Regions from separate parts of the Homo sapiens genome. Here region 1 is linked to region 2. The links are chromatin contacts, found by Hi-C or POLR2A ChIA-PET in ENCODE. All regions are on one chromosome and are shown on one strand. The core of a region is the stretch at or near the end of the contact, and the rest is flanking DNA. Distances in the headings are between cores, read along the strand shown. Region 1 has its middle 68 kb from the start of PIM1. Region 2 holds the start of TBC1D22B (TBC1 domain family member 22B).

Region 1 (4,103 bases), core at 627-3,126, 160 kb after region 2:
GGAGGCTGAGGTGGGCGGATCACTTGAGGTCAGGAGTTTGAGACCAGCCTGGCCAACATGGTAAAACACCGCCTCTACTAAAAATACAACAATTAGCTGGGCGTGGTGGCAGGCGCCTATAATCCCAGCTACTTGGGAGGCTGAGGCAGGAGAATTGCTTGAACCCGGGAGGCAGAGGTTGCACGGAGCCGAGATTGCGCCACATAGTGAAACCCTATCTCAGCTAAAAATACAAAAAATTAGCCGGGTGTGGTGGCGGACACCTGTAATCCCAGCTACTCAGGAGGCTGAGGCACAAGGATTGCTTGAACTTGAGAGGCAGAGGTTGCAGTGAGCTGAGATCATGCCACTGCATGCCAGCCTGGCCGACAGAGCGAGACTCTGTCTCAAAAAACAAAACAAAACAAAACAAAAAAGGAAAGATATTTTCTCCATTTTTTCCGGAGAGGAATCGAGGCTCAGAGTAGTTAGTTAATATACCCCAAGTCACACAGCTAGACAGAGCCAGGATTTGATCCTAGGTTTGACTAACTCCAGACCCTCCACTTGAATTATTCTACTTCCCTGATGCTAAAGTTGGCAGAGAGAGGAAGAAACTCCCTTCCTGCTGAGGTTCCTGACAAACAGTAGGGGCAGGTGAGGGTAGCAAGTAACCCTGAGATCTGCTGGTTAGGGACGCCTGGCACAAAAGGATCTTAAGATGCCTCTGATTCTGCAATTCTATCTCTTTAAGACCCAGAGTTCCCATGCCAAGCCTGCTCTGTGATCCTCAGAGATTTCAGGGGTGGGGAAACTGGATTGAATGCGCTGACATACAAGCAAAAAAAGACCTCAGCATTTTTGCCTCGCCTCGGTGGCTCCGGCCTTTTTTTATTTTTTTTCCCTCTCTCATTTATTTATTACTATGCTATTCCCTGGCCCTGCTGCTGTGTCAATACTGATAAAAGCAAATCACCCCACAAACAGGTGCAGCTGGGAGCTGCCCCTTGGACAGCTGCCAGGGAAATGTGATCGCTCAGCTGGGGTGACCTGCCCCGGCCCAACCCCCTCTCAGGTTCCAGCCCAGGGCATGTGTCCTTGGGCAGTTAATGTTGGTCCACATGTCACAGCCCTGGTATCCCAGTTGGCATCATGGACTTGTGCTGGTGTGTGTGGTTTGGGTGGGGTGGGTATATGCAGGAGAGAAGGGAGGCTCCCAGGAATTTATTTTCTCTTTCGGTTTCTTCCAACAAATTCAGAAAATACAATGTCACCAAGTCCCCCTGCAAGAATTTGAAAATATTTCCTAAGAATATCACTGCCTTATTTGCCTAGGTAAGAAATATTTTTTCCCATTCCCAAATTCACACACACATGCAGTGTAATGATCCAAAAGAAATTTTCTGAGTATCTCCTAGGGCTTAGCTGTGAGTTCACCTAAATAAACATTTTGTGAGCCAACCCTGCTATCCAGAATGCATTTTGATGCTACCAAGCCATGTGACTTTGACTCTGGCTTGGAAAGATTTTATTTCATTTCCCCTCCCCCATTTCAGTGTTTTGTCCCCAAGCATCATTTCCCCACTTCCCTAGGGCACCAGCCTTTCCGGAAATGCCCTAGCTCTGCGTGCAGCCTCCGCCTCCCGGTGTGGAGAAGGCGGTGACAGCGCCGCGCCGGAGCCGCAAGGCGGGCCTGGGCGGAGGGCGAGGGGCCGGGGCGGCCGGGCCAGGCTGCCCGCCTGCCGCAGAGCAGCGCGCAGCTCGGGGAGGGAGGAGGTTGCCATGCAAATGACGCGGCGTCCTGCGGGCCCCCCTTACCCGGGGGCCCTCTGGTTGCCAAAACAGAGCATTCCCCAGAACAGTCGCCTGGAAACGAGCGCTGTCATAGCAGCCTTGAGCTCAGTAGCAGCGAGCCAGCTGTGCTGCCACGAGGAGCTGGGTCAGGATGTTCAGACCTCCTCAGCACCCCCTCCCCACCCAGTCTCCACCTCGGGGAAGGGAGTGGTGGCTTGGGCCACCGTGGAGGGGAGGGAGGGCACTAATTGGATTGGAACACTCCTGAAACACATCAGCTGCTCCTCCCTGGGGGAGGGGGAGGAGGAAAGCTGCAGACTGTCTTTGTGATCGGCTCAGCCTCTCCCTCCCAGCAGCCTCGCCCTGACCTGGTCCTCACTGGCCTCTGCCCACCTATCGCTGTCCTGGGGCACAATGGCAAGATCTTTGTAAAATGGAGGAGGCAGACACCGGATCAGATAATCACCAAAATGAAATTCAGCCTTGATATGAAGGGTACCGTGGTGATGCTACCGGGATCTGACCTGGTTTGGAAGGGTTAGGGAAGAATGCAGGTTTGCCACAGCTCCCACGTACTCTAACTACTTCATCCCTTAACAGCCCCCCGTCTTTCCAGCACCTTTTCTCATCAGCTCAGCTATGCCAACCTGGTCTTCCTTAAACCTTGGGAGCATTTGCTTTTTCCTATTTCATTTGGCACCCAGAGAGCTGCTCATCATTTAAGCGTGTGTGTGCTCACCAATTAAACTACAATATAAACTTTAAGAGGCAGGACCCATGTTATCATTGTCATGGCCCACCTTGACCATGAAGAACGAGACAGGCCAGGCGCAGTGGCTCACGCCTGTAATCCCAGCACTTTGGGAGGCCGAGGCGGGCGGATCACGAGGTCAGGAGATGGAGACCATCTTGGCTAACACGGTGAAACCCCGTCTCTATTAAAAATACCAAAAAATTAGCTGAGCATAGTGGCGGGCGCCTGTAGTCCCAGTTACTCAGGAGGCTGAGGCAGGAGAATGGTGTGAACCCGGGAGGCAGAGCTTGCAGTGAGCCGAGATCGCGCCACTGCACTCCAGCCTGGGCGACAGAGTGAGACACCATATCAAAAAGAAAAAAAAAAAAAAAGAACAAGACAGAGTTTTACAGACCTGCTTGAATTTAGGTGCCAGTGATCTTTGTCAACATAGTCATCACCCTGGGAGGCCTCTGGCGTTGCCTTTGCAACAACTGTTTTAGATTGGCCTTCAGAGACTAGTAAAACCTCTCCTGGGACTAGGGAGGGGAGGAGATTCAGTGACAGCCTGAGTGACAGTAAGCAAACAGGTGGGCTACAGAGAAAGTGGACGACTACTCAGGACACATCGAGCGTTTCATGTGGTCCGGAGGCTGTACGCCAGAGCTTACAGGTGTGACTTAAGCATGTATGTGCAAGGGAGTCCCCTTCCTTCAAATTCCTAAAGGGCCTTGGGAGTCTTATGTACCCAAACAGCAAGTCTTCATTCAACCTTGCTTGGTAAGGCAGCATGTAAATGTGCAATCTCTCTCTCCTCCCTCTTCCTTTCCTTTCTAGTGTATTGAGTTCTGCTGTCTGCCAGGCACTGAGCTAGGCACTGGAGGTTCAGAGAATGATTAAATTAGTATTCTGTATTTATGAGAAAAAAAAATCCTAAACCATATGTAGGGGGCGTTTGCCTTGCCTACAGTCACCAGCATTTTTTGATCAACTTTCCTATTTTGGGTTTTTCCCACATCATAAATCCCACTTCCCCAAAGTAAAGGCCAGAAACTGACCTTCCCAGATGTCCTTGCAACTAACATGTAAGCAGGTGACCTAAGTTCCACCGATCAGATGCACCCACATTAGATTTTTTTTTCATTTTCTTTTTCTTTTTTTTTTTTTGAGATGGAGTCTCGCTGTGTCGCCCAGGCTGGAGTGCAGTGGCTCGATCTCGGCTCACTGCAGCCTCCGCCTCTGGGGTTCAATCAATTCTCCTGCCTCAATCTCCGGAGTAGCTGGGACTACAGGCACGTGCTGCCACACCCGGCTAATTTTTGTATTTTTAGTAAAGACGGGGTTTCCCCATGTTGGCCAGGATGGTCTTGATCTCCTGACCTCGTGATCCCCCGCCTCAGCCTCCCAAAGTGCTGGGATTACAGGAGTGAGCCACTGCGCCCAGTCTTTTTTTTTTTGAGATGGAGTCTTGCTCTGTCGCCCAGGCTAGAATGCAATGGCATAATCTCGGCTCACTGCAACCTCCACCTCCTAGGTTCAAGCAAGTCTCCTGCCTCAGCCTCTCAAGTAGCTGGGATGATAGTTGTGCACCATTACG
Region 2 (4,407 bases), core at 228-2,727:
CCTTTCTATTACTTTAATAAGTATTACTAAAAGCTGATTTCCACCCTATTCTCCATATGTCTACTAGAATCCTTAATAAAATAAGACTCTTGGTGGGGCATGGTGGCTAACGCCTGTAATCCCAACACTTTGGGAGGCCAAGGCAAGAGGATCACTTGAGGCCAGGAGTCAGAGACCAGCCCTGGCAACACAGTCAGACCTTGTCTCTATTTCATTTAAAAAAAAAAAAAAAATTAAGGCTCTTACCTAGCCACTACTGACCCTCATCTCTCTCTCGCTTAAAAAAAAAAAGTCACGAGTTCAAAAGATTATCCCAGAAGGAAAAAACCTGAATCCATTAGAAAAGGTAGCACAGGGGACACAACCAAACATGAATTTCATCACCAAGTAGACTGTAGCTGGCAGAAATCTTAAATTTACGACTGAAATACACACTCTTCCTTATACTTCTCAGGACTTTGCCCAAAATAAACTGAAACAGTAAACCAACAGTAGATTGATGGATGGATAATTTGCCAAAAGTCTCAACATACACCGAAAAGAGGGTGGGGGTAGTCTTAGGGGGTCTGCTCTCCAGTTAAACAACTGAAGAATGAACGAATTTAGTGCATTTGCACAAGAAGTGCATTACAATGCAGGGGAGGAAGAAGTCACTTGGGGTTGGACAAATCCTTAGAAAATGCCAAAGGAATAACCCTGATTCTGTGGTCGTCTTGTAATAATTCCTAGTGGGAAAGGGCCAACTCAAGATAAAGTAAGGTCAGGGTTGAGAATCGTCCTCACTTTTCCTGCCTAACCCTCTCGGCAGGCGGCCCCAAACTCCCACCGGAATCCTTCGGGTAAGTGCCGACCTCAGGGATCAAGGGAAGGGGCCATCCTCGAGCGACCAACCACCTGTGCGTGGTGGAGACCCCTGAGAGGGAGTCCTAATTAGAGTGGGAAGCAGCTCTGGGGAGGAACTTCCGAGACCAGGGCCGACACTGACTATTCACCCAACTCCACTCCCCTTTACGCCCAATCTTCGGCCACCTTCCCGCTGAGGTCACCCCTCCTGAAACCTCCGCCCCCAGACCCCGGTCTACACCCACATCCAGCCGTCCCCAAAGCTCGCTGTTCGCTTCGCTGCCTGACAGCTGCCCTGCCGCCACCAGGCAGTCCCAGCTTCCCCAAACCAGTCTTCTGGCCTCTGTGGCGCCCCAGGCCCGCGGGATTCAGGGATTAGGATCTGGAAGGGTTTGGTCCAATCCCCTATCCCTCTCAGCGTCCTGGGCTCACCTCCCCGGCAGCTTAGCGCTCCTCTTCCAAAACTGCTTGCTGTTCTCAGCGGCCATTGCTCTGGCCGGGGGAAGTCCTTGTAGGCGGGCCAAGGGTTTGCCCGGCGAGATGCCCCCAGACCCCGCAATCTGAGGGCCAACCCAGGCCGCTTCCCCGCCGCCGGTCACCCGCTCCCAGCTCCTGGGGACGCCATCTTGGATGTGGGCACCCCTCCACCCAGCACCGCTGCCATTGGTGAGCTGCGCAAGCCGTGGACGGGCCGACCAATTGGGAGCCGGAATCCTGCAGGCCGCTGAAGCCGACCGGTAACGTCAGGGGCTGGGCACACAGGTGGACGGGGAAGGCGGAGCTTGGACGAGCCGAGAGGCGGGGCTCAAAGTTCCTACCCGCGAGAGGGAAGAAGCAGGTAAGGTAAGGGACCTATGGGAAGGAAGAGGGGATTATCTTCTTCGTGAGGAATGAAGTTCCTTAGTCTAATATTTCTTGGCAAGAGAGAACATACTATGTATTTATATATAGGAATCTTTCACCTAAAAGTAAGGGCCCATGTGTTGGTTGTGGCCCATTTTTAACATCTCTCAATTCAATGACACTCTGGTTATTACCCTCCTTTCCTCATTCCGTTTACATGTCCATTCGTTTTTCTGAAGGAAGGTCAGCAGGGACCCGATAGCCCGGGATTGCTAACTGTTCAACACGTGAGCAACGGTTCATCAGAGTCTCCCTCTCCCTCTGTTTATTGAAAACGATTGAAGGACTTGTGCTGTGGGTTAAAAATTCAAATGATCTAATCCCTATGTCAATCCATAACTCTCACTTTCTGACTATGCTAACAGTGTATATAGGAAATGGTTTATGATAGCTGTCCAACTCAGATTACCAAATACCATTTCTTTGAAGGACACAGTATTGCTCCATCGTGTGAATCACAAAGTTAAGGATGTATCTCCTCCCGGCCCCACCAACATCCTTAATTTCCCTTGTTAATCTATTATAAATCTTGCACCCTTGAATTTATTTTCAATCTAATTTTCCCAGACAATGAGATTTAGTATTAGCATTTTGAATCCTTTGAATGTCTTGTCAGCGTTTTTTGCTGGTTTTGAGTTTCTGTGGTTGTATTCCGTGGTGATTTGGGGAAAGAGGGAAGGCGGGCACCAGTCCAGAGTGGTTTTTGTCCCTTCGAAGGACTGTTGAGGTGGGCTGCGTGTCCCCCACCCCCACCCCCACCCTCCATTTACAGCTACCACATGTACTTCCACATATTGGAGAATACTTAAAGACCTGACCCCTGGCCCCAGCCAAAGAAGGACCTTCTTTTATATGTCCTCCAACGACGGTTTCTTCATTACTCCCATTTTCAAGCTTCTTTTGTCCCCTAATTTAAGAATTATAGGATTGGATGACAAGGGCTATTTTTACTTCCTCTGAGTCTTTCATGCTATAAAAGCATCTTATCTTCTTTATGGGCATTTAACCCAGAGAAAAAAAGCCCCTCTATTCTTTTAATTATTTTACTTGCCTTTCTCTGGCGCTTCTTTTTCTTAGGATGCAGTGACCAGCACTGCACACTAAGCCCAAAGAGGGATGTACTGAGGCTTTGTTAAGGCTGATGTTTTGTCTTTATTCTGGACAGCCAGACCTTTTGCTGGCTGTTTGGACTTTAGAAGAGTTGATGTCTTGAAAGAGTAATCTAAAACAACTTCTAGATTCCTTACCTTGGTGGCAACCAGCAGTTCAGAGTTCATTGTCTTAAAGGTATCCTCTGAATTGTCTTTCCCTATGTGAGCTGCCATACACTCATCCATGTGACAAGATACCTGCCACTTTCCAGCTTATGCACATGGCTTTAGAGATGTTCCAGAAGCTGCTCCCTATTGATTTGACATTTTACTATGTGGAAAGCAAAGTATGATTTGTGTATCTAGACATATCTCAAAATACTCCTTTTTCTTAATCTTCTATGAAATGTTAAATGACACTGATTCCCAGGGGGTGTAGTTAACAGTGCTCAACCCAGAAAAGCCCTGTTATTTCTACAGTTTGTTTTCTATATCAGTTTCCCCTCCAAGATTTTTTAAAAATTCACATCAGTTACCTTGTGATGACTTTTTAAATAGGGAAATTGAGATTGTTGGAACCTTTTTCACCACTACCACTTGGTCACCCTAATCTTCACCAACCACACACCTGCTTACAGCAGCCTGCTATTCGGCTCCCTGCTTCCACTCTTAGCCCCTTAGAGTCCATTCCCCATATACCAACCAGAGAGACCTTTTTTTTTTTTTTTGAGACCAGGTCTTGCCCTGTCACCCAAGCTGGAGTCCAGTGACATGATCTCAGCACACTACAACCTCCATCTCCTGGGCTCAAGCAATCCTCCCACATCAGCCTCCTGAGTAGCTGGGACTAACAGGCACATACCACCATGGCCAGCTAATTTTTTGTATTTTTGTAGAGATGAAGTTTCACCATGTTGCCCAGGCTGGTCCCATACTCCTGAAACTCAAGCAATCCACCACCTTTGGCCTCCCAGAGAGCTAGTATTACAGGTGGGAGCCATCGCACCCTGCCCAGAGACACCCTGTTAAAATGTAGACGATATCATGTCACTCCTCTGCTGAAAACTTTGCAATGGCCCCCATTGTACTTGGCATAAAATCCAAGCTCCTTAAAGACCCTACATGACTTGGCTCCACTCACCTCTCCAGTCTCATCTCATTATGCTTTCTTTCTTGCTTAATCTGCTGCAGCCATGCCCATTGGTCTTATTGCCTGGCTCTATTTTTCTTTAAAGCGCTATCACTACAGGCCATATTATGTACTTGTTTGTTGTCCATCTCCATCCCCTAGAGTAAAGGCCCCCTGTCTGTTGCCTGTTAGGAACCAGGCCGCACAGCAGGAGGTGAGTGGCGGGTGGGCATGCAATCATTACTGCCAGAGCTCCGCCTCCTGTCAGATCAGCAGCAGCAGCAGATTCTCACAGGAGTTTGAACCCTATTGTGAACTGCTCATACAAGGGATCTAGGTTGCATTGCGCACTCCTTATGAGAATCTAATGCCTTGTGATTTGAAGTGGAACTGTTTCATCCTTTAACCCCCCTCCCCCAAAATTTTCATGGAAAAGTTGTC

Evidence for each region. Hi-C counts contacts between places; a loop is a spot of excess contacts on that map. ChIA-PET counts read pairs that join two places held with the same protein, here RNA polymerase II (POLR2A). Pooled maps may share reads with other maps.
Region 1: a loop to region 2 is called in a pooled map, with 11 times the contacts of the local background. The contact joins the enhancer-like site here to the promoter of TBC1D22B in region 2. A Hi-C loop is called at or near these places in 11 of 50 pooled maps. POLR2A ChIA-PET finds 5 or more read pairs at or near these places in 2 of 52 experiments (CD8-positive, alpha-beta T cell and MCF 10A).

Annotation. Positions count from the first base shown.
Region 1 is chr6:37,100,369-37,104,471 of GRCh38, reverse strand. No RefSeq gene overlaps it. Among named protein-coding and RNA genes, the nearest start is that of PIM1, 68 kb to the left of the region's middle. RefSeq lists enhancers at 1,102-1,151, 1,398-2,005, 2,006-2,613 and silencers at 1,590-1,769, 1,780-1,919. Within about 2 kb of position 1,876, at least 38 of the 41 ENCODE cell types and tissues checked have a DNase peak (open chromatin) inside an H3K27ac peak, as active enhancers do; they include CD8-positive, alpha-beta T cell, where a contact is called at or near this core.
Region 2 is chr6:37,254,842-37,259,248 of GRCh38, reverse strand. TBC1D22B (TBC1 domain family member 22B) reads right to left here and starts at 1,477. Exons shown (of 13, transcript NM_017772.4): 1 at 1,276-1,477. The coding sequence starts at 1,331. It overlaps TMEM217B (transmembrane protein 217B), which reads left to right and starts at 1,105. Exons shown (of 2, transcript NM_001395378.1): 1 at 1,105-1,681. TMEM217 (transmembrane protein 217) reads left to right here and starts at 1,105. Exons shown (of 3, transcript NM_001286401.2): 1 at 1,105-1,681. RefSeq lists enhancers at 475-1,110, 1,197-1,256, 1,357-1,416 and a silencer at 1,517-1,646.